4 separate regions of the Mus musculus genome follow, and all the other regions are linked to region 2. A link is a loop called in an ENCODE intact Hi-C map of the cell type or tissue named here. Cell type or tissue: left cerebral cortex. All regions are shown on one strand. Region 1 overlaps Wipf3 (WAS/WASL interacting protein family, member 3). Region 2 overlaps 9130019P16Rik (RIKEN cDNA 9130019P16 gene). Region 3 overlaps Scrn1 (secernin 1). Region 4 holds the start of Scrn1 (secernin 1).

Region 1 (5,000 bases), 87 kb after region 2:
TCCTTCACAGGATATTTCCGTCTCTCTCCTGGATTCAGAGTTCCCTGTGTTCTTCCGCGCAAAAAGCACAGCAGCAGGTGGGAGGCTATTCTAGCTGTCCTTGTGATCCAGGCTTGGCAATAAACTGCCAAAGACAGTTATAAGCTGCTGAGACCTGTCTGCCCACGAGTCTGAGGCTGCTGGGGTAGCCTAGGGCTGAGATAATGTGCAGGCCCCGTGTGCCAGGGAACCTGTGCACCCCTTTTCAGTGCAACAGCCATAAAGAGAAAAGCATAAATCTGACATCTGCAGAAAGGTGAATGGAACTGGAGTCGTTGGGGGAAGGGAGCTAGGGGGCAGATGCAGAAATACCAATATTGCATGATTTCTTTCAGATGCAGGACCTAGATTTCAGTGGGGGTAGGGGGCAGATGCAGAAATACCAATACTGCATGATTTCTTTCAGATGCAGGACCTAGATTTCAGGATGCATATGCAAGTGAGGGTGGGTCAAGAAACTACAAAGGACTTCATCAGAAGGAGGAAGAAACTTTCAGGGACGGGGGGGGGGGGGGTAGAGGAAAAAAAGAAAGAAGCAAGTGAAACGCCTGTGACCAGAAAGCAGAAAGGAGGCTCTGGGGTGTGGGGGACCAGCAAGAGGCAGGAGGACAGGGAGGAGCAATAGGAGACCAGGTGAATAAGGACAAAATGTGTATGGACATGTCAGAATTAAACCTGTTACTTTATATGCTAGCTTCAAACGCCAACAAATACAGGGACGGGTTTAGATCACCTTTGAGAGAAGTACCTGGCTTGGTTTGGGACAACCACTGGCCCTTTTCCTCGTTCATATTTGAATACATTTTATTTTGATCAAATTCATCCCTCACTCCCCACCTTCAGCTTTTCTCTAGCTTGCTCTATCCCATCTTTCCTTCATTTTTATGTCCTTCCACACTCTGTAGATGATAGATGATAGGTAGGTAGATAGATAGATAGATAGATAGATAGATAGATAGATAGATAGATAGATAGATTAGATTACCTATTGAGTTTAATTAGTGTAACCCAAATGTAAATGAGTGTAGGACTAGCCTTTATAGGTTGGGACCTACCCCCTACTTCTGAGAAATCTGACTTCTTTCTTCTGGTAGTCATGAACTACCTGTAGCTTCTCAACTAGTGAACACACACAAACACACACACACACACACACACACACACACACGTGCGCCATGCATGCCAGGATATTGACCAGATTGATCTTGACAAAGTCTTGTGTAGCATCCACAACTGTAGAGAGCTTATGAGTACAGCGGCTCTCACATCTGGAAGACAGTTTGACAGCGGCCCCTGGGAGCTCTGGCCCTTAGAACCTTCCCATTCTCTGTGAGACATTTGCTGAGCCTTGGGAGGAATATGTGGTACTGGCTCTCTGCTTTTTGGTCTCTGTTGTCCCCTCAGCAAACCTCCGTCCACCGAAGAAAGAAGCCCCTCCCCGGGCACTGTCTACACCTCCAGAGGATCTGGACTCGGTTTCCAGGATCTTCAACCACTCACAGCCCTCTGTAGCTCCAGTTCCAGGAGGCTCTTCTGGCCTCCTCAGGCACTAGGCACACATTTGGTCTGCACATAAAATTAAAAAGACATAAATACGTATTCTTAAAGAAGCAGCTTTTCAGATGAGAGGAGAGGGAACCAGCGACATTGGTGTCAGCCTTTCTCACAGAAGACAGTGTTACAACAGAGGCCAGGTGGCAGAGGGAAGCAAAGAGGTGTGGTGGAGGACACATCAAAGTTCTGATCTAGACTGTCACTCCCTGCCCAGATAACAACCGCAGCTCCGCTGCTTCATTTACTGGAGCAGCAAAGGGACACAAATGGCTTTTATAATGTATCCAAGTCAGAGCAGCCACCTCTCCACCTCTACTGCTACCCTTGGCTCTGTGTTGCTGTCATTTGATTTTGGTATTTCTAATCTGCTTATTGGCTTACCTCTGGCTTTCAGCTTCTTTATCCAAAGAGAAAGGCTCATGTGCCTGTCCTCTGTGGGATTTCATATTCTTTCCAGCTCCTGGATGACTTCTTTTGAGTCGTACAGTAGCAAACTGTGTGAACCAGGGCTTTGGGTGGAAGCAGACAGATCTTTGTTCTCAGTCACATTGTTATCGGGAAGAAACAAGAGTGGTCTTCGCAGGGATGTCATGATGGGTGTTTCAGACAATTTGCAAGCTTGTTTTCCACAGGGAAAGTGCCCAGGGTTGCTTCCTTTCCTGTGCTTATGATTTTAGTGAAGTTGCCAATGGTGAGGATTGGCACAGAGGAAAAATACTCAGTGGATATTTAGGAACTCTTTCTTCCTGCTTCATTATCCTGTCTCCATGGTAACAAGGATTCTTAGGGTTGTCTTTTTTTTTTAAACCACTATAGTTGGAAGATTGACAAATATTGTAGCTTGAGTAGAAATGACTGTCTGTGTGTAGTATAATCATCAACATATGAATGAATGTGTCCTTTTGTCAGAAACCCACTAAGTCTAAATATATATATGGCTTTTTTTTTTCCCCCAGAAGTTAGCAATTCTTGCCTGGCCTGCCTCACAGAGAGATTGGCAGGTGCCTTATGGTGGCAGGTGCCGGAGAGCCCTCTAGTGGGAAATTGCCAGGACAAACTCAGGAGCAGGAGAGAGTCAAGAGAGAAGGGATGTTCACCAGTGTGCTTGCTGGAGAATGTGTTCATTTGTCAGTCTGTCATGTAAGAATCCCCAGGCACATACTGAGGCCCGTGCTAAATAAGTAACAAAATTAAGATAATGATTTCAATGCGTCAGTCTCCAGGGCCCTCACCTGAAACATCTGTTAATGGGCAAAATCAGAGAGTAAGGATGTCTTCAGGCCGTAAGTGAAATTGAGTGGCTGGAGAGAGATGGTTTAGCAGGGAAGAGCACTGCCTCATATTCCAGAAGGCCCTGGTTTGATTCCCAGCGCCTACACAGAGGATCATGATCCTCTGTTACTCCAGTCCCAGAGGATATAGCACCCTCTTCTGACCTCTGAGGGTACCGGGTAAACATATGGTACCTAAACATACACGCAGGCAAAACACCCATACACATGAAATACAATTTTTAAAACCTGGAGTCTGAAGTAGACGAGATGATCCTTCTCTGGGGAGTGGAAGGGGATAGGAGTTTCTCACCACATGAGTGCCTCTCAAACAGAACATTATAAACCTCCCCCTTCCTCAAAACCACCATCATGCATAGGACTTCCATTGCTGTTTGTCCTGCACTTAGAGAATTACAGAACACTCCTTGCCCAGCATCCCTAGCCACACATAAAGCACACCTGAGACCCTAAGGTCAGTTTTACAAGAACAGTTGTATCCCTCTTGCCCAGGGCCCTGATGCTTTTACTCATTCCATTTTAAATGACTTTGATTTTAATGGCTTGTACAGAGTATTTTAAAACCACGTTGTGTAAGAAATAACCCTATTGTACGTGTATTATAAAAGCATTTGAACTATGTCTAAATGTACTGAAGGCTGTGGAACTGGAGAGCCCGGTCCACAGCTATGTTACCGACCAGCATCCACAAGCCTCTCCTAAAGGCTCAGAAAGTGTGTTTCCAGGCAACACGGATCGGGCTTTAGAGCTTAGGCCTTTCAAACACGTTGAGGGTCTAAGTCAAGCCAGAGTCACTGGTGGACTCCTTATGTTTAGCCCAGAACACAGCGTCTCTGATGATGCACAGCCCAGGAGTTTGTATCGAGCAACCTAATTTTCTTTTCTACACTGGATTAGATAGATCCATTAGTTATAAGCCCAGAATCACAATATATGCCGGTGTCGAATTAAGAAAAGCAATCTTGGAGTAATTTAACCAAGAGCAAGCCAGAGTCTCTCTCTTGTCTCTAATCTGTCTGTGATATGAACCTGAATCTGTGCCTGCCTGAATGCTGTCTTGTAAATCTCTCTCTGTGTGTGTGTGTGTGTGTGTGTGTGTGTGTGTGTGAATTACTCATGGGCCAGCGGCATGGGAGACCATATAATAAGATTAAAGCCATGCCTTAGCTTAGGCTGTAAAGGTTTAATCACATGGGGGCAGGAGGGCTAGAGATAGCTCAGTGGTTAAGAGCCCTGACTGCTCTTCCAAAGGTCCTGAGTTCAAATCTCAGCAACCACATGGTGGCTCACAACCATCTGTAATGGAATCCAATGTCTTCTTCGAGTGTGTCTGAAGACAGCTCCAGTGTGTACTTATATAAATAAAATAAATAAATCGTTTTTTAAAAAAATTCATCACATGGGCAACCCAAGGTAGGTGAGGTTGCTTGTTTGTTGCTGTCTTAAAGTGGGTTAAAAAGACAGGGCTAGGACCACAGTAGGATAGCAGTGACCGCAGGGTATGTTAACTCAGCTGTGAGTTAGCAAAAGTTCCAGTCTCTTAGAATCTATGAGAGCATTTGTAACCACCCCACTTTTCTGACTAGAACAAGGATTTTCAAAGCCCAGTGCCCCATCAGGAACTGCGTGAGGCTTCCCAGGAGCCTGATTTACCTGGTCCCTGGTCTCTGTGACCATCAGTGGCTACTCAGCCATGCACTCTGATACAGAGGAAATAGCTCCTTGCAGGTTATGCCTGTGTCCCTGGCACAAGTGTATGTTCAGGAGAACTCACAGGGTGTCTTAAACCTGTTGGAGCCAATCCAATCATTCATTCATTCACTAACCATGCACTCACCCAGTAAGTAGAGTATATAGTCACTAAAATACCCTGTGACCCCTGACTCCCTGTCTTTCTAATTCTCTGACCCTGGAGAACCCCGTTTCTCTTGAGCTTCCTAGTTCTCCACTGAGCTCCATACAAAGGTCACTACACCTCCCATAAAGCCGGCTCCCAGAGCCTGAATCCGCTGCAGCTAAAAAGCACAGTGGCCTACAATAGATCTATGCAGAATCTAGGAGTAGCCAGGGGTGCGAAAATGGAAGCCCAGGTGTGTGAAAAGGGCTCCTTGAGAC
Region 2 (5,000 bases):
AGAAATGTGTTTCACAGATGTGGAAGCTAGGAGGCCCAGATCAGAGTGTGAGGAGGGCCTGCCTCTATGAGGAATTTTTCCAGACCTCTTTCAAATGCCTGCCAGCTGCCCACAAACCCAGGTGTCTGCTCACTTGTAACTAAATGACTGTCTTTTCACATGGCCTTCCTCCTGGCGCTCTCCTCTGCGTACCAATGCCTGTGTTCTTAGGAATATCACTCATTGGGTATAGGGCCTATCCTAATCCAAGAAGACTTCCCTTTTAGCTTAATTACATCTGCAAAGATCTTGTTACCAAATAATGTCACATCCTAAGATACTGGGCTCTAGAGCTTCCACCTATCTTTGGAGGAAAGAGAATTGAACCCACAACACAGGGAGAATGAGGACACGCAGGAGAAGAGCCATCTGTAACTAGTGTGAGAATACAAGGTCACCATGGTGACCACTGTAATTCTGTCATCTCTCTTCCTTCCTCCTGCCCTGGGCTTGGGAAGCCAAGTCAGCAAGGGGAAGCAAGCTAGGAAGGGAGGGAGCAGGTCAATAGCCACACAGCAGACCCCAAAGCAGATGGCTAGCAGGCTGTAGGTGGAATTTCAGGCCAATGAGATATACTATAAGAAAAGGAGGAGGAGGAGGAGGAGGAGGAGCCGGGCATGGTGGCACATACCTTTAATCCCAGCACTTGGGAGGCAGAGGCAGGCAGGTTTCTGAGTTGGAAGCCAGGCTGGTCTACAGAGTGAGTTCCAGGACAACCAGGGTTACACAGAGAAACTCTGTCTCAAAAAACAAAAACAAGAAAGGAGGAGGAGGAGGAGGAGAAGGAGATGGAGAGAAGAAGAAGAAGAAGAAGAAGAAGAAGAAGAAGAAGAAGAAGAAGAAGAAGAAGAAGAAGAAGAAAGTAGCCAATACCTTAGTACTCTGGACTTCACATGCATACAATTGTGAAAGCACACACAAGTGTAAATGTATACACACATACACACAGGCATAAACACAGGCATACATAAAGAATAGAATGGTGAACTCATGTGTGTGCCTCTTACCTGGCTTTAATGATTAAAAATTCATGGCTCATCATATTTTTATTAATAAGCACAATGACCTAAATTCAATCCCCCAAAATCACATGCAAAAGTCAGATGTGATGGCATGCACACATGTGTAACCCAAGTGCTAGGGAGATGGAGCAGTGGCTCTCTATGCTCACTGGCCAGCCAGCCTGCCTAATTGGCAAACTCTAGACCAATGAGAAACACTGCTTCAAAAAGAAAGAGGGGGGAAGAAGGAAGAGAGAGGGGGAGGAAGAAAAAAGACAAAAAGAAAAGAAAAAAAGAACTGGATAGTGCCTGAAGGACAATTCCTGAGGTTGTCCTCTGGCCTCCACATGCACCTGCATGCACGCACGCATGCATGAGTGTGCACACACACATGCATACACAGAGAGAGAGAAAGACAGACAGACAGACGAACAGATGGACAGACAGACGAGGAAGGAGCATTCTTTTAAGTGCTGAGTTGAATAGTGACTCGGGAACAGAACATTTCAGAAGAGGGAGAGCTAATATCAAAAGCCTCAACATAGAGCCAGATTCTGCAGATGTATAGAAAGCAGAGATGAATGCATGAAATAAATAGAAGTTTCTAGAGTAACACTAGGACAGTGCTATCATTCGTGTCTCTATTTAGCCCTTTTTATTTTCGCTATCTCACGCTAGCTTCAAACTCCCTTTGTCAAGAAGAATGACATTGAACGTCTGATTCTCCATCTGGGTGTCGGGATTACAAGCCTGTGTCGCCATACCCCAGTTTATGCAATGCCAAGGTTCAAACCCAGAGCCTTGTGCATTCTGGGCAAACGCTGTACCACCTGAGCTATAGCCCAGCTCTCATGTGGGTATTTAGTGTGCCCAGATGGGTCACTGGCAGGGTGGGAGGGAGTCAGGCGCTGAGACCGAGCTATTTGATGTTCAGTGAATGTGTCCTCCTTGCTGTGAGTTGTGGCTGGAGTGGAACTGTCATCAAACACATGAAGCCCCTTCTGGATCTCCCAGGGATGACCAGCACTGCAAACCATGATGCTTAGTGGTCAGTTGTTTCTCCCGGATGCTCTGAACTCCTTAAACTGTCTCCTCCCGCCCACATGCTGAGGTATTTGGTGGAGTAACCTTGGTGTCAACCTCTGAACTCTGGATTTGTGGCCCTAGCAAGAGATTTGTTCCATTAAGAGTGCAGATGGCTGCTCCTCACTACACACTAAATTCACAAGCACCTTTTGTTGAAGTTAGGCCCAGTTCTTCCTCTGAGCCCCACGTCCCCAGAAATGACTCAAACTCAAAATACATTTACAAATGCCTTGAACGTATAGCTAGGCTCTACTCTGACTAGATATAACTTAAAATATCCCACTTATTTTAACCTACATTCTGTCACAGGCCTGCCTACCTGCGCTCAGATACCATGCCTCCATCTCTTCACATCTTCCCAGGCCAACCTCCCCGTGCCTGGGTCTATTCTAGAATTCTTTCTCCTCCCAGATATCCACCTTATATTTCCCGCCTAAGCCATAGGCCATAGCCTTTTTAATTGGAAAGGTGATGCAGCCATGCAATACACAAGATATTCTCTTTCCAGCCCCTCATCTCACATATATCTGCATGGTAGCTGCCGCCCAATGAATAAAACCAATATAAAAGACTTGCTTCAAGTGCAGAAACACAGATTCCTACACAGAAAAATCTTGGGAATATTTGCAAAGGCATACATGCTATTTGTTCTCATAGATTTTAAAATTATTACTGCCATTTAAGGTGTTTTCCTTAATATTACCAGAAAAATATATTCCATACAAGTGGCAGCAGAGGGCGCTCGTCTTACAGGTTAGTTTTCATGTGCGCTCTGGAAAACACTTGCTAAAAATGCCTGTGGATGTTAAGCTAATGGCTTCAGGATTAGACAATGGAAGAGGAAATAAATGATAGATGATGGTAAATGATAGATATATGATACATAGATAGATTATAGACAGACAGATGATAGTATACATGCATACATACATACATACATACATACATACACAGACAGATATTGTTCCCCTGAGTAATTTTCCCTCCCTCCCATCCCCAGCACTCCAATTTCTCATTTCATTGTAGAAACGCTCCATTTTTAACTGAGAAGGCTCAGTACAGCCGCCAATTCCTCCGATGCACATGCTTTCTCCTGGGATCCCTTCCGGAGGCTGCAGCCACTCTTGGAGCATGCCCCTTGCAGGAGGAAGCTCTTCCTAAAATAACAGTAGCTCCCTATGAACAGGAATCCAAGCACTCTGTTTTAGTCAGGGTATCTCTTGCTGTGACAAGACAAAATGTCCAAAAGTAACTTGACGAGGAAAGGATTTATTTGGCTTACACCCACACCATTGTTCACCACTGAAGAAAGCAAGGACAGGAGCTCAATCAAGTCAGGAATCTAGAGACAGGAGGTGATGTAGCAGGCCTCTCACAGAACCAAGCCTCAGCTGTTCTCCATGACGCCTACATGCCTTCAAAACCAATACTATATGGGTGGCTCTGACAGTTTCTAGTTCAGGCTGCCCATGTGAGGAACCATCTTGGTCATCTGTGGAACACAGCTTCTGTGTGCTGACTCTCAGGAAACACTTCTCAGAAGATTTCACCTCAGGGAAGCTGCTGCAGCCTCTTCTTCTTCTTCTTCTTCTTCTTCTTCTTCTTCTTCTTCTTCTTCTTCTTCTTCTTCTTCTTCTTCTTCCTTCTTCTTCTTCTTCTTCTTCTTCTTCTTCTTCTTCTTCTTCTTCTTCTTCTTCTTTCTCCTCCTCCTCCTCCTTCTTCTTCTCTCTCTCTCCTCCTCCTCCTTCTCTCTCTCTCCTCCTCCTCCTTCTCTCTCTCTCTCTCCTCCTCCTCCTTCTCTCTCTCTCTCCTCCTCCTCCTTCTCTCTCTCTCTCCTCCTCCTCCTCCTCCTCCCCCCCTCTAATACTGTCTTATTCACTTTACATCCCAGTCTTCATCATCACCACTAATTTCTTAGCTCCAGCAACCCGCATCAATTGTCCCAGTAACTCAAAGGTTTAACCACAGTGATACTGGTCTCTTACTAATCACAACTAACTTTTCAGCTGTGATAGTCATCAAATAACTCTCAAACTTCCATGTAGAATGTCACATGCCAGGCCTTTGCACTTCTCTCTACACCATTTTCTTCCAAGCTCCTAAACTTCCAAGCTCACCAAGCTTTGAACACTAAATGAATTTTCTCTCCCAAAGTTCCAAAGTCCTTCCACAATCCTCTCCAAACCAACATGATCAGGTCTGTCACAGCAACACTCCACTCCTGCCATAGGCGTGCCCACCTTGGGGTGAGCCACCCTCAAAGCAATCGAGTCTATAGAGAATGGGGACACAACTCAACATCTCCATGGCTGCACAAAAATCCCTAAGCCAAATGGACCCAGAAAGGCCTCTTCTCAGTCCCAGATCTATAGAAGTGGAGAGGTAATAAGTGTGTATCCTTGAGGCACTGGGTGTGGGGTACCTGACAACTCAGTCTTGACCAGGGGGCAATAGAAACTAATCCTCTTTTCATGGCTCCTGACAGCACAGTTGACACAGCTGTCTGTGGTGTCACACACCTGTGATGAAAGCTTTCCAGTGGCTCATCAATTTTAGCATAAACCTCAAGTCCTTCCCCAAATAATCAGCCTTGGAAACACAGCCTTGGAAACATGGATATGTTTGCCGGACAAAGTACAGCATAGCTGGGGAAACTTGAATCTCTCCGAAGCAACAAATAGTCTATAGAGTTGTGCAGTATATGGGACATACTGACACTAAAATTATGTCTTGGCACATACAGATTCTGTTGTTTATCTGAAATTCCTATTTAACAGGGCCATTGTGTGCTTTTCGTTACTAAGTCTGGCAACCCTGCAGATGTGAGCTGCTTTCTCTCCGCTCCCACACATTCCCAGCTGGATCGGTGACACT
Region 3 (5,000 bases), 120 kb after region 2:
GTATTTATTTTGTAGTCCTAGGGATTGACTATACATAAGCCCTAGGGCCTTATATATATAGGCAAGATCTCTACCACCAAGGAAAGCTCCAACCTAAAACCCTAGTCTCTCCCCTGCAACTCAGCAAGCCCTTTAAAAAAGCCTCCTCTGTCAAGCAGGGGCCGCTCCCCTCCACAGCTATGTTTCTAGTGGACACGGAAGCCTGGGAAAAAAGGAAGATGAAGTTTATGGTGGGGGAGGGGAGCTTGGAGGGGCAGGGCACTGGGACTAGAGTCGAAAGGCAAACCAGGATATGAACCTATTGAGTTTTGGGGATTAAATTACTTAGGTGTGTCTCAGTTTCTCCATCAGGCAAATCAGGAGGTAAATGCATAGCTAGGATGTAAAGTGATAAAGACACACTGTCAAGCTCTGAACACTTGGGTCCTGCAGCTAAGTAAGGGCACACTCTGGAAAGCAAAAGGGCTGTGTATTTGAGCCTTCTAAATATTTCATGTAAACAGATATGTGTGTGTATGTCTTTTTATGACATTCATTTTGTCCAACGCAATGTTGATACAGATTGTATGTAGCATGTGTCAGAATTGCCTTCTTTTAAGGGTGAGTAGTACTCCATTGCCTTGATATACCACATTCTGTATCCATCCATCCATCCATCCATCTATCCATCCATCTATAGGTAAGTAATAAAATAAGCTAGGAAGCTGACTGAACAGGCATCTTTCTGGGCCTTGATTTCAAATCTTTTGGTACATACCAGGTGACAGAATTCCTGGGTCACGTGGCAGTTTATGAGAAAGTCTCCATAGTTTACAATGGACAGCCACCTTTCTTTCTGCCAGCAATGCCTGATGTTTCCAGCACCCCACACTGCGGCCGCTGTTCTCACAGCTGCTGTTCTGACAGAGTGGCATATGGCTATAGTTTGGGGTGTTTTCATTGTTATTGGAGACAGGGTTTCTCATTGTAGACCAGGCTGTCCTCGAACTCAGAGATCCGTCTGCTTCTCTGCCTCCCAAGTACTGGGATTAGAAGGGTACCCCACCACACCCAGCTGGGCTTCATTTTTAAACAGCGAATTTGTCTTTGTAGAGATGCATAGTGTAGGGCCCTCAAGAGGTGGTTGAGTTTTCTAAAGATTCCAACCGGAAAATCCCAGTCCCTCATACGTGTGTGCTGTGACTGGTGCCGACTGTGTCCATGAGACACAAACAAGAGGCTCCTAGGTATTGACTTCCATGTTTTTATTGTACACTTGGTGCATTTAAAGACACTCCGAGGGCAAGCACTGGATAGAGACATCGTTTGATTTGTAGATATCTGTACAAAAGGCTGTTAAGACCACATGTTCAGTCCTCCCCCCACAGGAAACAAAGGTTTTCTGTTATACTGCTTCAGCTATGACATTTCAGTTCGCACACGTGATTAGAGACACGTCCTTATTGATTCCTGCAAGAATTCTCTGCATGACAGTTCAGGATGGTTGGCTTCAGTCAGTAAAAACACGTGTGACACACACCACAGGACAGGAGTTGGGGCTCAGCGCCATGTAGAATGAAATGCCGCGGCTGCGGGAGGCATGGGAGAGCCAGGATGCTCGAGCAATGCCTGCCACACCTCTCCCACCATGGTGTGCTTTCTCCCAAGGCTGAACTCTCAGCTGAAATTAGTTGTGATACAAGAACTCAAGTCAGTAATTTCAAGACACGCACACCTGGCTGCCCTGAGGTCCTTCCAGAGTAGCATCACCTGCGTCAATGTTCGATGACAGTAATTTTGTGGTGACAGTTATTTTCACAGCTACTGATTCATCTAAGAGTAAGGGAGCGTCACCACCGAGCTCTACTAGGCGTACAGCTGCTTCATCAGCTTGTGAGGCCGACTCCTACAGACACTGGAGCTTGTGTTGGGCTAAGTCTCCACAGCGTTTATCAGATGCTTAGCTAGCGTTCAGGCATCCCAAGAATGAGCAAAGACTATTTCCACTTTACTACCTTACGTAGACACTCGGGTGTCTGCCCCCAGCTAGGCTGCCATTTTCATTTACTGCAAATCTCATCTCCACAACACTAGCTAGCTTAGGTTAGGTTCTGTGGGACAGGTGAGACAGGCAGTCCATCCTTCATGATCGTGACTTATTTCTGCCCAAAGTGTGCTCAGGATCCCCTGCCCTCAGGCTTAATAGACATAGGGTGGTCTTCTGGGAAGTTATTTACTGATCGATCTTAAACATTCCCGAAGATCTATTTTTCTGCATGCTGTTCATAAAAGTGACCCCTGATTGAGAAATTACCCATGTCAGAAGTGTTTCTTCAAAGGGAAATCTGTTACATGAATTTTAAAACAAATATTCTCCTAAGTCTGCTTACTCAAAATCCAGTATTATTTCTGCTGTTAGTTTGGCTAAACTCACTAAAGTACGTGCGGGCACCTCGGCAGATTCCCTACTGTCCTCTTGTCTGCCCCCATCCATCCCAGTAAGCAAAGCTTTCATAGCTGGGCTCCTTATCCATTGCCGGAGGAGAAAACCCTTAGAGGGCTGCTGTGCCCTCTGGTGGTAAGATGACAACATGGTTGAGCTGTCCAATGCTCCTAAGAGGATTGGCCTTTCTCCGTGATGCTGGACTACAGTCAATAATAAAAACAACCACTGGGTTTTCTAGTGCACACCTGCATAATAGCGTCACAGCCATCTTCAACCTTGGCCAAAGTAATGAAGAAGGTCGCTGTGTCGTTTGCTACCATTAGACCTCTGATCAAACCCCAAATTACCTGGGTTGTCTCAGGCAGGTCAGATCTGATGAGCTGGCCTCAGAGGTGGAGGGCAGACCACACAGGGAAAGCACAGCACGGCTTTCTGCACCACCTTCCTTAAAGAGCTCAGCAGATGAGGCTGGGACAGGCAACTACTTCCTCCTCAAACCTTGTTCTTTTTCCCCTTTGCACCTGCTGGGCACTTTCAGCTTAGCTGCTCTACCTGTGTCCCTCTGTCCATCAGCAAGAGATACCAGTTTGTCATGAGTTTGTCCCATCTCTTGTGTTTTGCCATTTGTTTATACATGGAACCCACAAACCAATCAAGGAAAGAGCTCACAGTAGACATTCTCTCTCTCTCTCTCTCTCTCTCTCTCTCTCTCTCTCTCTCTCTCTCTCTCGGGTTGGAAGAGAAACAAGATTTGTCCCCCCAAAAAAACCTGTAGCCTGAATCACATTGTGAAATGAGGGCTCAGGTCCCTGCCAGCCCTAAGCCATGCTTGAGATCACTGGTGGACAGTTTCTGTTTGCTCAGCCCTGTCAAGAGTGAGGACCTATAATTAGGCCCCGCAGCACATGCTCTCTAGCCTCTCCTCTAGTCTACACTTCTGTCAGTCATCTTTACGCCTGGCCCTTCAGTCGTGCAGAGTGGCAGTGGATAGGCACCTATACCTCTTTCCTGTTCCAGACAGCATCCAAAGGAATCTGTTGGGCAGTGGGGTGTGAGAACAAAGTGGAGGAGATCCTGGAGGTCAGGTACTCAGCACACTGATGTGGGATCTAGTTAACGAGGCAGTGGGTGGGACGAGGGAGACTGTTCTGTGGATAAATGTCTCACTGCCTTCTGCCCTCAGCCCGCCCTGTCTTCCTCACACACTCCTGTGGCGTCAAATCCTTTGTGCAAACACACGGATGCTGGAAACAAATGAGTTTAATTTCAGGCTCTGCTGAGACCAGGGCTGCTCAGATTCCAGGTACATTAGCTATGCTCTCAGCAGTCAAGAGCGACCCTTTCCTTTCCCTCTTTGGCTGAGATTTGCAGCTGTGTGTGGCTGTATGCCAGGGCCATTTAATGAATCTCATACAAGTTGCTGACAATCAAATCCCAATCAATTTCCACACAGGGCCAGGTCCTCAGGTGGGAGCACTGTGGATGAGGAACTGTGGCTAACATGGATGCCCAGCTCTCCTCCAGGCGGAAGCAGGTCTGCTCCACTGCACATGAGCACAGCTCACAGAAGACAGGTCTTTCAAAAATCGCATACACCAGAGCAGAGCTGGGACTGTACCAGTCCTCTGTTCCTTCCCAGGACATTGTGGGGACTATGAGCTACATACAGGCCTGTGCTCTGTGGCAGGAAGCTGGGGGGCTCTCCCCCATCCACACACAAAAGCCTTTGGTATGAACAAAAGCCTTTTGTTAACCCTAAAGAAACCACTATCTAGAGAGGGACCAGGCCCTTCACAGCTCTTGTCTTTCCCACCAGCGTGGCCCTGCAGCCCTGTCCAAGGCGGAGGGAACTCAAGTTCCTCATAAGAAGCTAAGGTGTCCATTGTCACTGAAATATAAGAACATCTTCAAGCCCATAGCTTATCACACAATGGAGCAAGAGGCAAATGGGATCGCGTTACATAGCAAAGGGGGGAGGGTTGCTAAGCTGAACAGAGGGAACATTTAGACACAAGGAGGCCACATGGTAACTCTCGGTTTACTCACACAGAAGAGTGTTTATCTGCTGGTAATTTAGTCGGGTGGGAAGTTTTGAGTAAGGGTGAGGGTGCTTACATCACTTAAAGAACTTCATCTCGGTGTCCACACAGTCATAGAATAGGTCCCCCACCTCGGCGGGGTCCGGGGGCTCGGGGCTGCTCAGAATCTCGTCCATGGCCTCCAGGCCTTGCTTCTCCAACTCCAGCATGGTCTTCCTCAGGGTGCGACCTTGCTCCTGAGGAAAGGACACAGCCGTGCAGAATGGTCATGGCAGTGGATAGTGACAGCCCGGGATCCCGCTGGCTTCCTGGCCTCCATCCCATCCCCCCCACCTCCACTGATCCAAACCGCCACCACCATGGGGGCCGATTTAGAATATGGTTACAGCACCAGCCTGCTCAGAAACACTTGCACGGCCACCAGCTGTCCGAAATCAGAATAAATCCTGACTACCGAGTGTCAGTCGAGATGCACTGGCCTCTTGCCTTGTGTATCTATCCCTTCAGCCATATGCATGGCTATCCTCTGTGATATT
Region 4 (5,000 bases), 170 kb after region 2:
CTCACTGGATAAACCAGGTTGGCCTCAGACTCATGGAAATCCACTGCTTCACCCTCTTGTACGCCAAGATTAAAACCAGACCCGGGCCCGGGCTGCTCATTTATAAAACTTACTATTTTTCAGTTTCTTCAACATGGCTTCACGTTCTGATGCCAACAACAGTTTTAGGTGGCACATGCCACAGCTGCATCTGCCTTCACTATGGCATCTCTCTCCATACCTGGCTCCCACTACCCTCTTCTCTGCAGTAATTGTCTGCAAAAGCAGAAAGGCAGATTTTCCATCCCCCACCCACCCACCCAACAGAACACTAACCCATGCAGAGGCCCCAGCTCTGCTCTCAAAGACCTGGGGTCACCAATTCACAACTAAAATTCACGTTATAGAAAAAACCAGCTTCTAAATAGCTCTAGAGCTGTTTCAACCCAGGCTTGTCATTTATTTTTACATTAAAGGCACCTAGCCTACTTTGTTTCTTGACAAGGTAAGTGTACCTAAGAGTTGTCCATCAATACAAGACAAGCTACCAGTTTTTCAGAAGATATATTTCCCACCTCAAAGATTTGGTTACAACCAAAGTTGTGGTTCTTACGTAGAGACGCAGTTTCATCACTAGAAAAGGTGAGCTGAGCCTAAGATGGACACCTTCATGCCTTCATTCGGTCAGTTAAATGGGCCTGTGGGCAGGGGGAGGTGTAGCCCCTTAAACACCTGAGTTTTTAAATCCATTACAGTTTGCTGCCCTTTGCTCGGATATTCAGGGCAAACCTGCTCTCCCCTTTAGACTTTATGAGGTAGCATGTGGCACTTTGAAGAGGAAAAAGCTACAGGAGTCCTCTTCCTCAGCTGCAGCCATAGGTACGACCTTAGTGGTCCATCCGCCCTGCAATGTAACCTCTCTGTTGTCTGTGGCAAGCTTGTTCAGCGCCTGCCAGCTCCGCTATACCTAACCCTCAGAGATAGCATCCTCTCTGCTCATTATCCCTAAGGCACCTGCTTCCTCACTCACGCAGCACTTCCTCTTTCCTAAAAGACAAGATGGCTGGCAGCCCTGCAGTGAAAATCAAAAGAAAAGCTGCTTTATGAAGAAGAAGAAAAAAAATCCTGAAATGAGTCACCTTTCAAGAATTTGCAATCCTAGAGCCTGGGTGCTGAAGGGCTAAATCAGCCCTTCCGGTGCCATCCCCTGTATGGATTGGTGTGTGCACTATTCCCGGAGGGTGTTTACATGATACGCCCATCCTTTATAAAGCCACTCGTAAGGTACAAAAGTATGTAAGCTGTGCACAGTTGTATTCTGCACAGTTGACTTTAAATGGGTCTAAAGAAAATCAGACCAAATTAGAGTTTCAGTTAGGCTTTTGACAAGTTAGGGAAACCAGCTGTAGCTCCCTAAACTTCCCACTTGCTCCCCAAGGCACTGCAACTTCACTCAGCTTTAACCAGCTCCAAGTACACTCCCTGCCTATACACAGCAGAGCCTTTTCCTCCTGCTGTTTCTCTCAGCAGCTCAAGCCCGGGGCAGCTGCAGTTGGCTGTGGTCTGCTAGGGTTCCGCCTGGCCTGATTTTTCATGCTGCCATTTTGAATTAGCATAGGTTTACTCAGCAAGTGATGAGGATTTAGGCAGGCGTGAAGCACAGTAAACACACACACACACACACACACACACACACACACACACACAAAACCAGGAAGAAGCACTTAACAAGCTACAATTACACAGAAATACACCTCTATTTAACAGAACCCTACCAGGTCAACTTGGGAGACAGAAAATAGTAAGTTGCCTTAAACGCAAATGGGTGTGATCACATTTTTATTCCTAAATTCCAACCGATTTTCTAAAATTCAGGCGCTCCTTTCATCCTCCTGCAGACCTCACTGTGGTCGCTAAATAATTAGCAATTATTTAGCAATTCTGCCTGGACAAAAAACAAAAAGCAAGACGATAGGGGTAAACTGAGGTGGAGTGATAGCAAGGGTCGAGACACCTGCCATGACCCCACCCGGATTCCAGTGTGCAGGGGTGAGGCCTGGAGCGAAGCAATGTCTGGTGCCAGCTCACTGGCCCTTGGGGATAACCACAGATACCGGGACTCCGCCCGGCGACCAAGGGTAGCGGCCTAGTCAGGCGCCACGGATGCATTACTCGGGAAGGAGCCAGGCTCTCTCTGCTAGCCGCAAGACGGAGCCGCAGGAGCCGCCAGGGGAAGCTCAGGGGCCCGGGGAAGCTCAGAGACACTTCCCGCGCCCTTGCAACTCGGCGCCCAGAAAAAGCAGCACCCGGTTATAAACTGAAAGGGAGGTGCGGGAAGGATGCGGGATGGAGAGCAGGAGCAGATTCTGACCAGGCTGCAGTAGCTTCGTCCCGAAGTCCCTGATCTCAAGTCGGGCCAGACCGAGGCCACCTAACCTCCGATCTCCCCTTCCCTGGTCCACACTCGCGAGGCGTTAGAATTGTAATGGGAAATGTGGTGACCTCCCAGCGGAAGAGCAGCTGCCAGCGCCCCGGCGCTCCCCGCGTAGCCTGAGGCTCACCTGCCAAGCAGCCGGCTCCAGCCGGGTCCAACGGTGCTGATGCTGCGACTGCGGAGTTGGGGGCGCTGCGGCGGCTAGGTTACAGCCTCTGCATCCGTAGCGCAGAAGACCGCCGGCGCTCCGGTTTCCCAGACTCCAGGCTCTCCAGCCCCCGGCTAACAGCTGGTTTGGTCACGCGACCGCAGACCCACCCTCCGCCTCCCGGTGCTCTGGGCCCCAGGACTCGTTGTGTTTGACAGCTGAGGCCTCAGAGCCCGCCCCGCCTGGGAGGGGAGGGCACCAGGAGCCCCCAAGAACAGCAGAGGGGGCGGGACTCAACAGAAAGTGGTTCCTTTCTTTCTAGATTTTTATTTCTTGGTTGAAACTCTCTCGAAGGGAGGAACCAGAGCTTTAAGGAGCCAGGTCCTGCTTTCTCCTGGCAACATTTTACTGTGTGGTTGCTAGTCTGAGCCTTGGTGCCTGGCGAGAATTCCCTGCAGAGATATGCATTCTTCATTTGGTTGATTCAATGTGTCAAAGTCCTTCCCTAATGTTAACCGATTGTGATCGTGCTCATAAACCAGACGATGCAGCATATTCACACTCTGTGGACCAAGGTCATGCAGCAAGTAACAAAGGCAAGATTCCACACCAGGGTTAATAAACTTTTGACAGGGAAAGAGGTGATGCCCACCTCAAGGCTTTTGATAACAACGCCTCAGGGGCTGAGACCCGATCTACCTCGATAAGAAAAGGCTGTAAGAGTCCACTGGGAAGAGAGTAGCAGCAGCGGGCAGCAGCAGATTCACATGTATTTTCCAGTTATCAGATGAACACAAATCAAAGTTTTATAGTCTCTATGGTGTGTGTGTTTGTGTGTGTGTGTGTGTGTGTGTGTGTGTGTGTGTGTGTGTGTATGACAATATCTCTCAAGATAAGAACATATGTAGCCTTTCACCTGATTCCACTTTTGGACTTTTGGAATTCATCTTATAGAAGAAAGGACACGGGTGTGAAATGAGCAGGAGGATTCTGGGGGGGCCATATTATTTGTGTCAGCAACGACTAGAACCAAACCTCACAGTGGTGGTACACACAATTAGGGAGGCTGACAAGGCTACATAGTAACACCTTGTCTCAAAAACTAAAAGATTGAATGAAATTCAGCCTATAAATACCATGGAATTCCATCCAGCATATTTTAAAGATTTAAAGATGAGATCATTGTCTGTGTACTAATTCAAGACTTCCAACTTATACCAAGTAAAAGGCTAAAGTGGGGATAGGTTAGGTGCAGAACAGTGTGTGTGTGTGTGTGTGTGTGTGTGTGTGTGTGTGCGCGTGTGTGTGTGTGAAAATATATACACTTCCTTTTGCAAATGCTTAGACTACTTTTGGAAAGATCCATAAGAAACTGTAACAGGAGATTCCAAAGGGAAGAGAGCTGATGACTGGCCACCAGGTAAGGAGACTTTCCCATGTCCTCTTAAATCAGTGTGTGCTTGTAGCTTGTCAGGTGAGGAAGCAGACAGTGGGAGAAGGATGAGGGAATGTGGCAGGAACCATCAATAGATTCTACAGAAAAGACCATTGGTTCACAGACTTAGAACACAAAGGTGCTTTGTTTATTTACTGCAAACAATAAACTGTGTAGCCTAATGCATGTGGCTAATAACTTTCAAAACTCCTAAAGAGCTTGACCTGGGGCCTCCCTGGTAACTTCTGACGTCAGTCTCCAGAGCTGGGACCAGGAAACTTGAGTTCTGCCAGATTTTCAGGTTTCCCTTGTGCATTGATGTTTGACAGCCGCTGTTCTGAAGTCTCTGTTATCTCCCGGGTCTCCACACAAGCTTATTCCACCGTGGTGTAGCACTTATTAAGCACCAATAAGACATTTTTATTCTTGGCTTTGTACAGGACAGACTCTGCTTCCATTCAAGTCACACAAAGAGAAATAAGGGAACAGAACAGTCCAACAGATTTAAAAAAAAAATCTAGAATTATCAGTTAGGGCTTTAATCACTGGCCTCTATCAGCCATGTGGAGTCTAGCTGTGTGTAAATTACAAGGCCTCTGTGAGCTAGCCCACAAGGAAAAAAATCTTTTAAATGACATACAATTGTTACATCGTCAATTACAGTCTGTCTGGCATGCTCGGAGCTGGTAAAGACCAGTGCGCTGTATGTCTGCTTTACTCCACTGAAGGAGGCACAGGGTTGTTCTGTTTTGTTTTTGTTTTTGTTTTTGTTTTCTTTTCCAGAATCAAAAAAGGGAAAGTAGGAGTACAGTGGTGACTCTGACCTTCACATACTGTCACGAGGGACGCACATAACCCCTCCCTCTCCTCAGAGAAAACACTATAGGTGCACTTCTATTTTTTTTTTATTGATAACCAGTACGATTAAAATAAAATTATTTGGGAACATGCAAAATATACAATCCTAACGACATCATAACTGGTCCTGCATATGACTTCTCTTC

Evidence for each region. Hi-C counts contacts between places; a loop is a spot of excess contacts. Peaks named below come from ENCODE experiments on the same cell type or tissue, not always from the same donor. Only the 100,000 strongest peaks of a DNase experiment are listed, where the experiment ranks them.
Region 1: a loop joins it to region 2, with 4 times the contacts of the local background. A loop is called at or near these places in 13 of 42 quality-filtered maps.
Region 3: a loop joins it to region 2, with 11 times the contacts of the local background. A loop is called at or near these places in 30 of 42 quality-filtered maps.
Region 4: it touches region 2 in a loop (4-fold over the local background); 2 of 42 quality-filtered maps call a loop at or near these places.

What each region holds. Positions count from the first base shown.
Region 1 is chr6:54,476,520-54,481,519 of GRCm38, forward strand. The region is part of intron 2 of Wipf3 (WAS/WASL interacting protein family, member 3); the gene reads left to right. It also overlaps a transcript of Scrn1 not described here. Among named protein-coding and RNA genes, the nearest start is that of Gm44026, 12 kb to the left of the region's middle. In left cerebral cortex, a CTCF peak has its summit at 2,606 (motif pointing left); DNase peaks (open chromatin) are centred at 2,337 and 2,614.
Region 2 is chr6:54,389,074-54,394,073 of GRCm38, forward strand. All of the region lies in intron 3 of 9130019P16Rik (RIKEN cDNA 9130019P16 gene), which reads right to left. Among named protein-coding and RNA genes, the nearest start is that of Wipf3, 38 kb to the right of the region's middle. In left cerebral cortex, a CTCF peak has its summit at 2,857 (motif pointing right); DNase peaks (open chromatin) are centred at 2,484, 2,891 and 3,414; H3K27ac peaks cover 511 bases.
Region 3 is chr6:54,504,663-54,509,662 of GRCm38, forward strand. Scrn1 (secernin 1) reads right to left here. Exons shown (of 8, transcript NM_027268.2): 8 at 4,154-4,700. The coding sequence ends at 4,542. Among named protein-coding and RNA genes, the nearest start is that of Gm52863, 5.2 kb to the right of the region's middle. In left cerebral cortex, CTCF peaks have their summits at 2,555 (motif pointing left) and 2,764; DNase peaks (open chromatin) are centred at 1,643, 1,825 and 2,546.
Region 4 is chr6:54,563,700-54,568,699 of GRCm38, forward strand. Scrn1 (secernin 1) reads right to left here and starts at 2,683. Exons shown (of 8, transcript NM_027268.2): 1 at 2,541-2,683. In left cerebral cortex, a CTCF peak has its summit at 2,173; DNase peaks (open chromatin) are centred at 1,027, 1,489, 2,244 and 2,750; H3K4me3 peaks cover 3,320 bases; H3K27ac peaks cover 3,022 bases.